2 separate regions of the Mus musculus genome follow, and region 2 is linked to region 1. Evidence: chromatin loops called from intact Hi-C (ENCODE). Cell type or tissue: heart. All regions are shown on one strand. Each heading gives the region's core, and the rest is flanking DNA. Links, peaks and the distances in the headings are about the cores only.

The links. A loop is a pair of places that touch in the nucleus more often than their neighbours do. Peaks named below come from ENCODE experiments on the same cell type or tissue, not always from the same donor. Only the 100,000 strongest peaks of a DNase experiment are listed, where the experiment ranks them.
Region 2: a loop joins it to region 1, with 4 times the contacts of the local background. A loop is called at or near these places in 1 of 42 quality-filtered maps.

What each region holds. Positions count from the first base shown.
Region 1 is chr1:186,179,686-186,185,068 of GRCm38, reverse strand. No RefSeq gene overlaps it. Among named protein-coding and RNA genes, the nearest start is that of Gm35201, 45 kb to the right of the region's middle. In heart, for the core only: a CTCF peak has its summit at 2,304; a DNase peak (open chromatin) is centred at 2,218; H3K4me3 peaks cover 228 bases; H3K27ac peaks cover 1,695 bases.
Region 2 is chr1:186,507,184-186,512,566 of GRCm38, reverse strand. A730004F24Rik (RIKEN cDNA A730004F24 gene) reads left to right here. Exons shown (of 2, transcript NR_131158.1): 2 at 1-729. Among named protein-coding and RNA genes, the nearest start is that of Gm35426, 23 kb to the right of the region's middle. In heart, for the core only: a CTCF peak has its summit at 3,063 (motif pointing right); no DNase peak of the experiment used is centred there; H3K27ac peaks cover 1,412 bases.

The DNA.
Region 1 (5,383 bases), core at 180-5,179:
TTGCCTTGTGTGTGTGTGTCTGTCTGTCTCTGTGTGTGTGTGTGTCTGTGTGTGTCTGTATGTGTGTCTCTGTGTGTGTCTGTGTTTGTGTTTGTGTATCTTTGTGTTTGTGTGTGTCTGTGTATCTTTGTGTCTGTCTGTGTGTATCTGTGTATGTATCTGTGTGTTTGAGAGAGAGGCAGAGAGAGAGAAAGAGAGAGAGAGAGAGAGAGAGAGAGAGAGAGAGAGAGACTTTGAAATAACTTGTAATTTAGTTACATTTTGAATTTTAAAAGCAGAAAAGATTGGCCAGCTATCTGAGGTAAGCTGTATAAGATTCCATTTCTAAAATAGTGATAAAATTCTTTAATGACGTTTCAGAGTAATTTGCACCAAAATTTGTTAGTTTCATTTTACTTTCTTAGAAGGAGTAATTATAAGACTAAATGAAAACACACATGAACGAAAACTCCTGACAAACCAGAATAGTATTTCCAGGGAGAAATGATGTCTAAATAAGATGGCTTCCATATCCCCATGTGTTATAATATTGCAAATATTTATGCTCAAGGTTTGCATCTGTGTGAGGAAAATAGAGTCATGAGGAGAATCAAACAGTTGTTATTACTCTTTGGTTTGTGTTTTAAAGACACACACGCACGTGCAGACACACACACATCACATATATTTCCTTTTTGTGTCTGGCCGTTTTTGATATAGAAGACAGTGTCAGGGGACTCTCTGGGACTAAAGTTATATACAGATGTTCAAATTATAACACTGAAACATGGGAACAGTTTTGTTCCCATCCTTAGAGACTGGCCCTGGCTCTCTACGTACAAACTGATGTACTCAATTCCTGATTTTTTTTTTTTTTTGGTTGAATTGTCCACATGCATTATAGCAGTTGAGGGATTTTATTCTCATATCTAAACCTGTTGTCAGAAACAACTCTTGCCTTGTGCCCTGTGTTTTGTTCAATGTGAGGTGCCTGAGTTCCCTGGGCAAGCACTCATTGTTCAACTGGATCACCAGTCTACAGAGAAAGCAGCTCTGTGACCAGGCTGAACTGGCTGACTAAGGAGCAGAGATATGAAGCTATTCCAGGGGCAGAGAGAGAGAGAGAGAGAGAGAGAGAGAGAGAGAGAGAGAGAGAGAGAGAGAGAACTATGTAAAAGTAAAAGCAAAGGAAAGTGGGGGGAGGAGCGGGGAGGGTTCGGCAGCCAACAGCTTCGATGGAGAAAGCTAAGTTCAGAACCAGTCATCCAGATTGGTCTGCGGCTGCTCACAAGAACAGTAAGGTTTTCCTTCCTTCTCTCTGAGTGGGAACAGTGTCAAGACAGGCATTTGTACATGATCGTTGCAAAGGGCAAGCAGAATAGCTCAGTGGGTAAAGAGCTTGCCAGGCAAACGTGAGGACCAGAGTTCAGATCCCCAACCCCTTAGTAGAAAAGTCAGGTGTGGTGTCATTCTCTGCCCTGAGGAGCAGATCTAGGCAGGTGCCTGGGGCTTATAGACCATTTAGACTCATTGGTGAATTCCAGCGCCCATCGAGGAGGGAATTTGTCTCACAAATCAGAGTGAAGGATGCCTCGCCACCTCCCAGTGCGGAAACATGTTGCCACGTTATACAAACCGTCCCTTTCTCTGCCTGTCCATGTGGTTCATCTGCCCTGTGCATCTCAGAACAAAGAAAAAAAAATCTTGCAGGCTGGTTGTAAAGGTTTTGTTCACAGAGGCTGGCCCCAGGGCTAAATGGGTGAGTCCTGCCAGCCACCAAACCTAGCCTGTATACCTGTATACACGTGCAGCATTTCTCTAAGCAAACTGTTTCCTTAATATGGTAAAATCTGCGGCAGCCAAGGGGAAAAACCTGTGATCTCAGAACCCAAAACTGATGACGGAGTCACAGCCCCATATTCCTGAAAAGCACTCAGGCTTTCTTTCTGATCAAACCAGAAGCAAGCAGGAGAGCTGGGGGATGGGGGCGTGCTGTTCACCGCTCACTCTCAACAAACTCTTTCTCCCGTGAGGCAGAGAGCACAGTGGTTTAATTCACAGCTTCTGGGGCTTTTAAAAAATACTAAACCATTCAAAAGTTTTCTATACTAACCAGCGTATCTAAAGATCCACAGGGATAAATAAACGCGGTGAGCTGGCAGGGGCCTTCGGTGGCATAATGACTGCTGGTTATAAACAGTAAACAAGATATAATCAGCAAGCACAGACGACTGCCCAGTCACGCGGGGCATAAATCATTAGCCGAATGACTTCAGCAGCACTGTCTCCGAAGCAAAATTAAGCCGACGGTTCCCCCTGTGGCAATAATGAAGTACTGTAATGCTGGCATAAATAAATAAGTAACCCAGAGAAGAAGGCTTTGTTGTGCCTTGGAAATGATCGAAGGTTAACGTCTCATAAATAACTGTGTAGCGCAGCTCTCATCTCGGGGAAGCCCTTTGCAGGGGTCAGGAGTTAGGGAGGACGTTGTTGTCTACTCCTGTAGACATGGAGATAGGCACGGTGCCTGCTCCCACAGTCCCTGCAGCTAGCGTGTGCTGTAGGTAGGGCATGGAGTCGCTGACATATTACCAATCTCAAAATGACAAATTTCTCTCTACTGTAAAGGCAGATATCATTCACTGATTCAGAAAGAGCCAAAGAAATGCTAAGCAGAACACAGGACAGAGAGAGGACAAACCTCTAGCTGGCCAGGGGCTCTCAAGCTAGATTGCCAACGACCTGAAAGGGAAAAATTTTCAATTCTGACTTTGGCCACAGGACCCAGCCATATGTCTTCCACATTCATTTTGCTGAGTGCCAAAGTTCATTTAAAAAAAAAAAAAAAAAGAAAGAAAGAAAGAAAAAAAGAACTGGCTAATCACTTGTTCCTCTTGGATAAGTGAACTTGGCTATGGGACGTGATCACACAAAAAGACTCCAGGGAACATCTTGATCCCTGGCTGTGCTGACTCAATATCTTGTATTTCTCACTCCAATTTCTTTATCTGTTTTACGAAGTCAATATAGCTTTATCACCATCTCTGAAAAGGAGAGATCTGGGCGAACTGCTGTGAGCTCGCTGACTTGTAAACACAGCCACATTTGTATCTTTTCACAGTGCTGGGCTTTATTAAATAACAATCAGCTAGGTTGGTTTTATTGGCAACATTTGTCAAGGAGTCCCAAAGTCTCCAGGTAGCTGGCTGAAGAAATAGGTTCTTTTATTCTAAGCTCAGATCACACATTACAACAGCAATTATACCACACACACACACTACACAGTAAATATATCAATACTATATAGACATAAAACTTATGTTAGGTTACACATGGCTACCACTGCAGAATTCTACACTGTACAAATAGCAAACAGAGAGAACAGTTAAAACAGACTGTGTCACCAGTGAAGGCAAATCAAGCTGAAGACCCTGGGATGCTGGAATGTTCCCTGCCTGTTGTCCCTTTAAAGCACACACAAGGTATCAGGTGACAGATCAGCAGAGTCACCACTGTACATGGCAGTATTATATGTTCCAGGTGAGGAAGTTTCCTCTTTCCTAAGGCTGGGTGCTTTCCTGATATGATTGAAATAAGCTCATGTGCTTAGATCATCTCAATGTACCTTAATTACATATGGTAGCATGTTTTCTCCTTCCAGGAACCAATCATTCATCAGCCTGTGCCTCATTGGCTGACAGAGCGAGCCATTTGTATGTACACTGAAGTGCGCAATCATCCTTCATCTTCAGTCTGGATTCAAAAGCTGCAGGTGAAACAGTCTCTCTCAAGGCAGGGCACGGACCACTGTTTTGCACAACATGGGGTGACTGGAGTGGGGCCGAGCCTGATTCAACACTGGCTTAGTGTCTTTTTCAAATGTCTCAATAGTAGAGTTTACTTTAAAGTAGCATTTTAACAATTTCCACTGGTTCTAGGTTCCTACCTGTGGGGAGACTTCTCTTCCACAGCACAGCGTGCCATCTGTAAAGTGAGCTACCAGCTTCAGGGTCTCTTTAAGTAAACTAAGATTATGTCTGATTTGATGGGACAGGGACGCAGCCTACAGTTTTACAGATGGCTTTCACAGGGCAGACACTTCAAAGGCTTAGATTCCTAATCTTGCCCTTCCTTCCCTGCCCCTTTCTATTTTGATGCTTCAAACAGATTGGCATTAACAGATCAAAGCCTACGCTCAGCAGGTCTGACTGTGGTTATGATAGCTTTGCCTCTTTGAATATCTGCATCCTCCTTTATTAATCTATAATGAGAAAATATAAACGGAAGGTTCATTACCTCTCTGTCCTTATAGGAATAAGGCTTCAGTTGGTGAGTTATGTAACCTCTGAGCTTACATTTCCTTGGATGAAAAGATCACCCACGTGCTTGACTGTGGAACAGAAGTGAACATTTGAATGAAATGGCAAATAACACATCCAACGTATGTTCAAAGACAGGTCAAAGCCAGATTGAGGGCAAAGCCAGTATAGTTATGAATAAAACATTGTTCACCTCTTCTCCCTGCTCACCTCTCCTAGCCTCTCCTCCCTTACACTTTCATGATCTGCCTAATTTCTTCAAGAACCCTATGAATCCATGAGGGTCTCCCTTTATGTTCAATTTTGGTTGCTCCCATCGCCTGTGATAGTTATGACCAGTTCAGGCCAATGCCAACAAGAGAAATAGGAATGATACCTGTTTCAGGCTAAGAGTGAACCAATCCAGAACCAGCTGGTCCAGATGGATTGCCAGGGCTATGCTCTACCAGGCCAAAGGATCTTCCAACCTGAACACTCATTCAAAGATAGTAGCTGCCAGGTTTGGCGAGGCATACCCATTATCTCAGTACTCAGGAGGCTGAGGAAAGAGGATTGGAAGTTCAAGGCCAATGTGTTATATGCAAAAATATTGTACCACACAAAATAAAACCCACAATCAAAACATAGTTATAACAATAAGTGATTGCTACCAGGGAGTACTTGAGATCCTGGTGCACTCCATAGCACTACCAACAAACAAAAATGAATCTAGCAAGTACAAGCATAAAACATTAGTACCACTCAAAGCAGATCAAATATCTAATAAACTCTTATTAATACCAAAACATATAAAGAAATATCATGATATATTCATAAAAAGACACTAGCCCAATTCAAAAGTAGCAAAAGGTTTTATAGACTTTCCTTCAGAGAAGAAACACAAATGGCTACCAAATACATGAAAACGCATGCAATATCATTAATCATCAAGAAAATGCAAACCAGATGTGGTGGTATAACTCAGGGACTAGAGGCAGGAGAATAAGGAGTCCAGGGCCAGCCTTGGCTAAATATTGAGTTGGAGGCCAGAAGATACTGATCCCTTCCCCAACAAAATGAAAAATAAATCCATAATCCACCCCATC
Region 2 (5,383 bases), core at 332-5,331, 330 kb before region 1:
ACTTGGGTGACTTGGGTAGGCAATTATACTAAAACGTTAGCTTGTTATCTATAATCTAGATCATAGCGGATGCTGAGACAATATTATATCCACATATTAACAAATGATACAATCTAGAATCACCCAAGAAGAGGGTCTCAATGAGAGATTTTGCCCAGGTGTCCTGTGACCATGTATGTGGGGATTCAACTTGATTACATTAATTGAAGTTGGAAGGTTTTCTTATCGTGGGTTCTAGACTAAGCTTTTGCATGAGGATTTGAGCAAGAAGAAGAGTTCCAAGAAGAGATGTGTATTCCTAATTTTTTTGAATGCTTGGACAACATGGAGAAGTCACACCAGGCTCATGAAGAACTCGATTTTCTGGGCATGGGTCATGGACAGCGGTGTAAGAGTAGAGAAAGCAATGAGTGCAGGTTTGCCCACTTTTATTTCCCCTCAGCTCTGGATTAGCTATGTCTACTGAGCAAATATGTAATGATGTGGCTGGCTGCTTTAAATTCCTGCCTAGACTCTCCCCTGTGATGGACTGTCACCTGAAACTGTGAGGCCAACCAAGACTTTCTTTCTCAAAGTTGGTTTTGTTAGAGTACTTTAGCAATGCTATCTGGAAATGAAATGAAAACAACTACTATGTAAGATATTAGTAATGTCAATTAACCATTACAAAAGCTTTGAAATTGTCACTATCATTATGCTCATTTTAAAAGTAAACCCATATCCATGACTTAGATTTTCTCAATTAGAAATCTGCTTTTCAGTTAACTAGGATTCCTCTTCCCAATGTCCTCTGCACTTAAGACACTCGAGTTGCTTGCACTTCTGTGATGGAATGCCCAATAGTAGCAACTTACAGGAAGATTGATTGTCTCAAACTTTGGAGGATTCAGTTCATCTTGGTGGGGAAGCCACGATAGGGCAGTTTAGTATACATCTTGGATGGCTGGGAAGCAGTGTGAGAAGTGGCCACTCCCAGGAACCCACCTTCACTGACTAACCTCCTCTGACTAGATACGGAAAATCAAAGTTTCTTGACCATCTCAAATACCACCACCAGCCAAGAATTAAGTGTCAAAACCATGAGTCTATAGTGGACATTTCAGGTTCAAGCCATTACAGTGTGGTGGGGCTGGGCTTTGGTCAATGGATGTAGCTGGAAGGATTGGGTGGCAGTTTCAGAGAACTTGACCTAAATAATATTCCTGCTCTACTTCACTTTTAATTACACCAACTCTCACTCTTATCTCCACCGCAACCCCCTCTAAGATCCCAGAAACGGAGATTTGAATCCTAAGGCTCTAGAGACCATGTTGAATCTTGAGGAAGAGGCTCAGCCCTTAGGGCTGCAAAGTTATCCTTGAGACCACCATAAAGCCAAGTATTTAAGCTATTCCCTTAAACAGCACACATTCATATGACAGAGCCATAAAGCTTTCTAGTGTGTAACATGGACCCAATGTTAACAATAGGAGGATATTGTCTAAAAGCACATCAATATTAAATGAAACATCTCAGTTTTCCCATCTGGAGCGGCCCAAGCCCATCACCACTGTGTCAGACTAACCTCAGGGGAAAAGAGCTCTTTTCTCTACAGCACTGGGTGTTTAAGGTAGATGTGCTTGGTCCTTGGAGACAGTGGGCATCCTTTCCAGTTAGTCTGTTCTAATTATGTTTGACTAGGGCAAGTAATGAATTGGTTCTAGACAAGCACATGCAAATGGATGTCAGTCAGAAGGAAGAACTCATGAAGGTCGGTTCAACCTTCATTTTCATTCTTCTAATGCCTGCACAAAGTGGACTAGGAATACCAAAGCTCTTGAAGATTTGCATGAAAATGATCTCCAGCTGCCCTGGCCATTTGTGTGAAGGAAGTGCCCTTGAAGGCCTTGCTATGCGGCTGTGTCTATGTCTATGCAGGAAGCTGCATTGCTGGGGGCTGCATATGCATTCCATCACCCACACAGTTCAGATGGGGGAATCACATGACAGTTCTTTGGCTATTTAAAGTAAGTGTGAGTCTTAATTATCTTCAGAACACTCCAGTGCTATGCAGAGCACTAATCAATAAGACAATAATTGGGTGCTTTCTCACTGCAGATGATGAAGCATGGAGCCTGGGAGACAACTTGACTTCACATGCTACCACTCCAAGAGAATTAATTAAAAAAAAAAAACCAAACCTATTAGGTTCCTAAGAGCTCATCAGAGATACATGATAGTTATAAATATTGATGGTTTCATGTATGGTCAACAGCCATGCACTATACTGGAAAATATCATTTATATAAAAATAAAAACCAAAAAACAACAACGAAAAAATAAACCAAACCAGGGCTAGAGAGATGTTTCATTGGTAACGGTGAATGCTGCCAATCCAGGGAGAGAGAGGGAGGGGGAGAGAGAGAGAGAGAAAGAGAGAGAGAGAGAGAGAGAGAGAGAGAGAGAGAGAGAGAGAGAGAGAGAGAGAGTAAATCAACTTAAGGGGAAAAAAGAATAAATCAAACCAATAAAACAAAGTAATATCAATCTGTATGAGTAGTTATATCAATAAATAAACCAGACTCCTAGGAAGAAAATTCTCAATTTTCAGAGCTTTATAAAGGTTGATCTGAAACAACACCAAGGTATATTATATTTCTCTGTGGGATGGTGACTATCACAAAGAATTGTGTTTTCTAAATTAATTTTTTTGTTGGTGATATCATTCTTATCAAAGTTATATTACAATTTTATGAATAAAATAACTCCAAGGCACAACTACTAGAAGAACCCGAATGACGTAGTCCTGAGTTTGGAATCACACTCAGTGGTTGAGGGCTTGCTGGGAGTGCATGGGCTTTGATATTGTTGTCATAGGAACAGTAGGTGTGAGGGGTGAGGGGTGGAGCAGAGTGGGGGGTTTCGGGAGGGAGGGTGGCGGTTAGGAAACTAGACAGTCCCAGGAGGCGTTTAAAAATATATATTATGTTTAATTTATGTATGTGGGTGTTGTTTTGTTTGTATGTCTGTCTGTGTACTGCATGCATACCTGATGTCCATAGAGGCCAGAAGGGCCAGAAGAGGGCACCAGATCCCTTGGAACTGGAGTTACAGGTGGTCGTGAGCCACCATATGGATGCTGGAAATTAAACCCGGATCCTCTGGAAGACCAGCAGCAGATGCTCTTAACCTGTGAGCCAGCTCTCCAGCCCTGAGGAGAGCTTTGCTTTCATGGCCCTGAATGACTTAAGCCATGAGTTTAGCATCAAACATCTCTGTGTGTTTGTTTTTGTGTCTGAGTGCCTCTGTGCTATGGCTGCATGTGGTGTCTGTATGTGTGATTACCTCTGTGCTGGGGCCGGTATGTGGAATCAAAAGACAACCTGAGAGTCAGTTTTCTGCTTCTACCATGTGAGAGACTTGGGGTTGAGTTCAAGTCATCAGGTTTCACAGCAAGCACCTTTACCTGCTGAGCTATCATGCTGACCTAGAGAACTTTTATTATTTTTAAATTATTATTTACTTTTACTTTATATGTGTGTATCTATAAGTGCTTTGCCTGCATGCATGTATATGGACCACATCCATGCCTGGTGTCTGAGGAAGTTAGGTCACCTCAAACTGCAGTTACAGACAGATGTGAGCTGGGTCCTGGGGATTGAACCTGGGTCCTCTTAAAAAGCAGTAAGTGCTCTGAACCATTGAGCTATCCCTCCAGCTCCCACTATCACCCCAACACACTTGGTAGTAATCTGGTCAGGCCTCTGACAAATGCCACTGCACAGTCTCCATACACTTCTTTCGTAGGCTTCAGTGGATTTCCCAAAACAAAGTTTCCAAGAGACTAGGCATCTTCTGGTCCTTAGTGACAGAGTACATCTGTCGACAGGGTCCCTGCTTCCAAATGTTGCTCTTTTCTGAAAGAAAACAGAAGTGAGTGCAGGAGTAGCAGCCTCAGGCCTGAAGCAGAGAAGTCAAACAATGAGTCTTTTCTATGAGGAAATAGGAAAGTGTTAGGAAAGTTCCCGAGAGTAACGGAAAGTGAGGCCCCACGAGAACGTCCACAGTGAGCCCTGCACAATCAGGAAGTACTGTGAATAAGTCTTTGCTGAGCCGGAGAGACCCTAAAGGGGGAAGAAAAGCTGGAGGGAAGCCTCGTCTGTTTTGCTGTCTGTCTGTTTATATTCTGGTAACTTTCAGATAAAAACTGGTATTTACAGAATGAAGCATGACCCGAGAAAGCCCTCGTGTGCCACCTGGATCAAAACCAACCGCATGGATCGAAACCAGTTGCATTCAAAATCTGTTGGGTAGCAGATACTTAGCCTCAAGTCATCTTCTCACAGACTGCATATTAACAGTTATAAAAGGACCCCGAACCAGAGACCTTTGGCCAGCAGCAACTTATTCAAGTATGCATCCCCAAAATGGGACCAGCTCCATTGCTGTGCCTTTTGATGAAAGACACATGCTGCTCCAGATGTATCCCTGAGAGAGAGTCCATTGCCTGCAACCCACCAGGGAGCAACGACCAGACAGAGTGACTGGAAGGGCAGCAGTGGTGGAGGTAGCAGGAGTAGGGACAGCAGCAGCGGCTGGTCCGCAGCACAATCAGTCTGTGTTCTCCCAGGAACTGTGTTTCCTTCACATCTTTCCCATTCAATAAATCTTCTGGTTCTGCTAATTTCACCTCTTAAATATTACTAAAATCCATCCACTGCCCCTGACTCTGTTACGTCATCTCACCTAATTGCTAAAACACTTGCTGGCCGAGGTCCCTTGAATCCATGCTTCTTTGCAGGTTAGCCTGAGTGATCTGTCTATAACATAAATCCGGTCAGGTCATGCCGCTTTCCCGCGGTAAGGGTCTCTACGGTACTCAGAGTGAGTGCATCTCTGTAGACACAAATCTGTCTGACGAAACCCACCCTGACCTGGCTTCTGCTTTGCTTTCTGTCACCTCCGCCTTGCCTTCTGTGTTCCTCTGCTTCTGTCACCAGTGTATGCTCTTGTGACTTGCTGTCTTTGCCGTCTCTGAGCTGAGGAAAGTTCTGGTTTTGTTGTTGTTTTGGGTTTGTTTTTCGTTTTATGTTCTTTTTTGTTTTAAATAAGATTTCTTGATTTTATTTTTTATTTATCTGCGCATGCATGTGTGCTTGCATGAATTTATGTGCACTATGTACCCGTGGAGGTGTAGCCAGCCCCTGGACTGTAACTGCCCCCTCTCTGTACATGTGTGTGTTTTATACATCTGTATGCATATGGTGTTCATGAAGGACAGAGGAAGAGATCAGATGTCTTCTTTATCACTCTGTACCTTATTCTCTCAAGATAGGGTCTCTTTTTGAATCTGGTCCTAAGATGGCAGCCTGTACGCCCCTGTAATCCCCCTGCCTCTGTGCCC